Linked DNA regions of Homo sapiens: region 2 is linked to region 1. Evidence: chromatin contacts called from ENCODE Hi-C or POLR2A ChIA-PET data. All regions are on one chromosome and are shown on one strand. Each heading gives the region's core, a stretch centred on a gene start or an enhancer-like site at or near the end of the contact. The rest is flanking DNA. Distances are from core to core; before and after follow the strand shown. Region 1 overlaps IL20RA (interleukin 20 receptor subunit alpha). Region 2 has its middle 58 kb from the start of IL20RA.

Evidence for each region. Hi-C counts contacts between places; a loop is a spot of excess contacts on that map. ChIA-PET counts read pairs that join two places held with the same protein, here RNA polymerase II (POLR2A). Pooled maps may share reads with other maps.
Region 2: a loop to region 1 is called in a pooled map, with 5 times the contacts of the local background. The contact joins two enhancer-like sites. A Hi-C loop is called at or near these places in 1 of 168 maps with a recorded cell type or tissue (GM12878), 1 of 37 single-sample maps with no recorded cell type and 6 of 50 pooled maps. POLR2A ChIA-PET finds 5 or more read pairs at or near these places in 2 of 52 experiments (MCF 10A and Panc1).

Annotation. Positions count from the first base shown.
Region 1 is chr6:137,024,487-137,027,185 of GRCh38, forward strand. The region is part of intron 1 of IL20RA (interleukin 20 receptor subunit alpha); the gene reads right to left. Among named protein-coding and RNA genes, the nearest start is that of IL20RA, 19 kb to the right of the region's middle. Within about 2 kb of position 1,450, at least 5 of the 41 ENCODE cell types and tissues checked have a DNase peak (open chromatin) inside an H3K27ac peak, as active enhancers do.
Region 2 is chr6:137,101,743-137,104,441 of GRCh38, forward strand. No RefSeq gene overlaps it. Among named protein-coding and RNA genes, the nearest start is that of IL20RA, 58 kb to the left of the region's middle. Within about 2 kb of position 1,374, at least 5 of the 41 ENCODE cell types and tissues checked have a DNase peak (open chromatin) inside an H3K27ac peak, as active enhancers do.

The sequences.
Region 1 (2,699 bases), core at 200-2,699:
AAAAAGCCATTGGATTGGTGCACATAGTTTTATGTTTGGGGAGTGCCAGACCATCATGACTTTGGTTTGGTACACAAATTCTTCAGATGGGCAGGTCCAATGTCTCCTTTTGCAATTCTGCCAAATGCACCGTGTTCACCAGCCCCACCAAAATACCTTCAATACTTGAACCTACCCTGTTTTTTCACACCTTTGCGTTTAGGTCCCTTCTGCCTCTAGCATTCTTTTGGAACTGAGACCCCTTGGTTTTCCATGTGTGCATCATTGAATAAATACTGGCTTGTGCTATTTTAATGACATGATTGTGCTGTGATGTGTAGGGTGTGTGTGGTCTCCACTAAAGTGAGCAATCCTGACCACAGACACCTGGGCAGGAGACTGATCTTTCCAGAGGAAGCAGAACTCAGAAGACTGAGGGAAGGGTCATCAACTCTGGACTCCCTTTGAGCTTTGAACGATGGAAGGATATGTGAGGATGCCCCTTTGAGTTGTGGGTTAAAGATGGCCTCTGCCTTCACAAAGTTGTGAGGAGTCGGCAAGGAACTATCCATTTAATGAACTTCGAGGTAATGATTGATTTCCTGTAGCTTGTAAGCCACATAGAGATTTGTGTCCCCTCTCAGTGTTTATTTCCCTTTTATTATATTATAACTTGGCACCATAAATGGAATGTGTGTGTTCCTCCTCCCCATCAAAACATTCACAGGTTAAATCCTAACACCCAATGTATGGTGTTTGGAGGTGGGGCCTTTGGGAAGTGATTAGGTCATAAGGGCAGAGCCCTCATGAGTGGGATTAGTGCCCTTATAAAAGAGGCCCCAGAGAGGTCCCTTGCCCCTTCCAACATGTGAGGACATAGTGAGAAGATGACCATCTATGAACCAGGAAGTGGGCCCTCTCCATCCACCAAATCTGCCTTGATCTTGGACTTCCCAGCCTTAGAAGTGTCAGAAATAAACTTCTGTTTTTTATAATTCACTCAATCTATCACATTCTGTTCTAGCAGCTGGAATGAACTAATGCATTTGGTCTTTGGGAAATTCTTCTAGCCCAGCTTCATTTATGCTCTAGCACCAAAGGAAAAAGTTCTCTGTTTGCTCGCAGGTCCTTCCAGTAGGAAGATAATGGATTAATAAGATAGATCTAAATGGGTAAATTTATCATTAGTGGAGTTTTATAAAATGCAGCTGCTACATTTGTTCTAAGAGTTACCTTGAATACAGGTCTGTAAGTATAGCAAAATGGTTTGTGACCATTTCCTAATGGCCTCAAAGTGAATACTAGGGTTGCCATCTAAGTATGTTACAGTTTTAATTATATGTCTGACAGTAAAAGTTGTTTCTTTTTAGTTGTACTCAAGGAAAAGCCTACGCATACGTGAGTGCCTGATGAACACCAGTTAAAAGGGTAAGGTTCTCAGGGTGAACTCATAAACAGCCAGGGTAATCAGCCTCTGTGGTTAACCCAACCTCTCTTTTGTGGCTGAGGCATTTAGACTTTCCCATTATGGCCAGCACATTCATTAATCAGTACAGAAAGCAAACAAATCGCAAGAGACTGGACAGCCAAATGTGATCACTTCTGGAGACTCCCCTTTGGGACCATTCAAGTTTCTGAAGCTTATGACCAACTGGGGCAGCCTTAGCATTTCAGAAGCCCTGCTCCACCTTGCTCAGAAAAAGTCCCCAGATGTCCTACCCCCTTTAGCCTTCTAAAGCTGAAGCTGTGAAGGAATCAGAGGCTCTGATCTGTTGGACACCAGGTCTTATAAGGTCTTTGTATTCTCAGTGTCTGGCAAATAAATGCTTTGGAAATGAACTGACCAGGAACTCTTCGGGCTGACATAAATCATGGCAGATCCTAGATTCACATGAGCATTGAATTGAAGTGGAACAGCTTGAACTACCAAATCTGTGTAGCTTGAATTCACCTTGGTAAGCTTACATTACACACAGGATCTGCACAGTCAGAAGATACTCAACAGCTGCGTTTTAATGAAGGCACAGTAACCCATGGCATGGCAAGTGGTTGCTACATATTTTATGTGTATTTTTAAATAGGAAAATACCTTCATAGGCTTGTAGGGAAAGAAAATTTCCATCCCAAGTGAGTTTTCTACTGTGGGAACAAGGTTAAAAGGCAGTACAGAAACACCAGGGGATGATTGACTAATTTCAGGAAGCGGATGTTGTAAACAATGACATTCTAACCGCCGAAGAGCAAAACAGGTATGACTGCCTTCACATAGATTATCTTAAGCATTGTTTTAATTTCATCATGTTGAAAGGAACGGCATGTTTTCTTCTGTCCCAAGTTACGAATCCTTTCTCTTGAAAAATATTAATTGATCTCCCTTCTTCTTCCTAATTATATATCAAGTTCCCACAAAAAGTAAGTCTTCTTTTTTTTTTTGAGATGGAGTGTCACTCTTGTTGCCCAGGCTGGAGTGTAGTGGCGCAATCTTGGCTCACTGCAACCTCCGCCTCCCAGGCTGAAGCCATTCTCCTGCCTCAGCCTCCTGAGTAGCTGGGGATTACATGCGCCCGCCACCACGCCCAGCTAATTTTTGTATTTTTAGTGAGATGGGGTTTCACCATGTTGGCCAGGCTGGCCTCAAACTCCTGTTCTCAGGTGGTCCACCCGCCTTGGCCTCCCAAAGTGCTGGGATTACAGGCATGAGCCACCACGCCTGGCTGAAA
Region 2 (2,699 bases), core at 124-2,623, 77 kb after region 1:
ATCACGACCTCATTCATTGCCCTGAGCTCCTGTACCATATGGTATTCCCCCAAAGGCTTCAAAATGGTCAAAATGAGGGTATTACAGGGAGAATTACAGGATTTCAGAAGTCCACGGGCAAGCAACCCCTTAACTACAGACACTATGCCCTTTCTTGCTTCCAGCTTAATTGGGTATTGTTTTCTGTTGGGAAAATGACTGGGGTCTTTGAGCTGTATTTTGATGGGCACTGCCATTCTAGCCCTTCCAGCCCTCCCAGTACACCATGCTCGTGGGTTGACCTGTTTGTGTACAAATGCGACTGTCAAGGATGCCATAAAACTCATAGACAAGCTTAGGCTGCTGTCATATTAGAACTCATCATATAAATGAATTTAAGGCCAAAACACTCAATGAATGTTACATTTATGACCTTCTGAAGTTGCCCTTTGACCCAGCATCACCTTGGCCATTTGTATCCCCTTGAGCCTCCTTCCCTCCCCATCTAATGGACAGTGGAGTAGCAAAGGCTCATGTCCAGTGGTTGAGATGATTTTTGCAGTGCTATGCGTGCCATGGGCAAGGGTCAGGGCAAAACTTTGACCCTGTTGATCCCTTCTCACCCCCTCCTTCAGCTTTACTCATTTCTCCTGGGCCTGTGTGCCATGTTTGAATGCCCTCAATTTCTCACCATGTCCTGCTCAAAGACCGTATTCACTGATGGTGCGCTGGCTTTTGGTATTATAAAGATTCCCAAATTCCTCTGATCATAAGAATCACCTGGGCTGCTCATCTTGTAATTCTGAGTCAGAAAGTTTGGGGTGGGGCCTGCTGATCTGTGCATTTAACCAAGACTCTGGGTGAGTCTCATGATCACATGAGTCTGAGACACATGGATTTAATGACTATGAAAGTTGAAAGATGCCCCTGAGATCATTTAAACCAGTGGTTCTCAAAGTGCAGCTCCCAACCAGAGCATCAGTGTCACCTGGGATTTGTTAGAAATGCAAATTACTGACTCTATGAAAAAGGAACTCTGGAGGTGGGGCCCAGTTCCCTGTGTTTTCACAAGCCTTCCAGACAATTATTGCATAGGCTAAAACTCCAGACTTGCTGATGTAGACCATCTCTCTCCTGTTATCCTCTATTTTACAGATAAGGAATGTTGGCACTCTGTCTATCACTTTGGGACCTTGGGTGTTGAAGTTGGGGAGGGGGACAAGTGCTACAATCCCTAGGTGATTGTGAACAGGGTGAGAAGAGAGATGGTAGAGGGCTCCTGAGAATGGGCCATCAGTGGTGTGATCCTCAGCTTCCAATCCCTATTCTCTGAGCCTGAGGTCTTATCTGTAGACAAGGACTCATGTTTGCTGAGGGTGCTGCTAAAAGACACCAGGTGTCTGAAGGGCCAAACCTTTGTGGTAAACCAGAGCTTAGATGTTTATAGTAACTCTCCACTAAGAAATCCCCTGAGAACCCAGCCACCAAGAAGCCCCAGTTCCTCTAAAGAAAGACATGTCTCACTCTCAGAGAAGTTTCAGCTCTGCTTTTGGTGGTTAGTGCCTGCCCATTCTCAGGATGGTTCATGAAAGAGTCTTCTACTTAGTGCTGTGGAATAACCATCTGAAATTGTAAGCTGTGGGTAGATAGTACTGTGGTGTAATCACACATCTTCCTGTCACACTGGTGGGAAGGATCAAGGGTTCAGCATAGTTCAGCCATCCCTGTTATTCTCAAAACCAGTGTTCCCAAACTTCAGTCATTTGGCTATAATTTTCACAATGTTTCTAAATTCAAGTACAATATGTATTGTCGTTTTATCTAATATTTTTCACTTGCTCAACTTAAAAAAACTAAGAATATTTTCAAATTTTCAAAATAATTATGAAGATAGTACAGAGAGTTCTCATATATATACCCCACGCCTGGTTTCCCCTATTGTTAAAATCTTATATTAGTATAGTACATTTGTCATAAATAATGAACTAAATTAATTGATACATTATTGTTAACTAAAGTCCATGCTTTATTTAGTTTTTACTTAATGTCCTTTTTTTTCTTTTCTGTACCTGGATCCCATTTAGGGTACCACATTAAATTTATTCATCACATTGTATTTGGGTCCTATTCCAGACCTAACAAAAAGTGGACTGATGCAAAAGAATGACACTCTGGTTAAAGCTATTGCTGTGAGTATTAAAGCCCTTTGTCTCTGATCCAAGAGTCTCATGTCTTCTGCCAGCATCTAAGAAACACTGACAAGTCAATTAGTTAGTTTCCAGGTAGGGTAAAGGCTTAGATATCTTACAGTTCTTGAACTTTTTTGTTGCACAATTGAAGTATTCAAAAAGGGTAAAAAAAATCAAGTTTTTAAATATTTAAACTAATTCAATTAAAGTATAAAAGGCCACTTAAAAGTGATGGTTAAAAGTTGCCAGATTCATAAACAAAGTAATAAGGTTTATGAGTTGGACTTAAAAATTCAAGGAATAATGAGGAATTTAAATTTGTAATTTTAATAAATAAAGTATTAATTTAAGAAAATCACAGTATCCCCTTAGTAATTTTTCCTGTCTATAAAAGCCCCTATCAAGGATGCCACAAAACTCATCTAGATAAGCTTGGGTTGTCATATTGGAACTCATCATATAAATAAATTTACCCAAAATTGTTTATGACCATGAATGACAAAGCTTTACTGTGCTCAAGCACATTTGCAT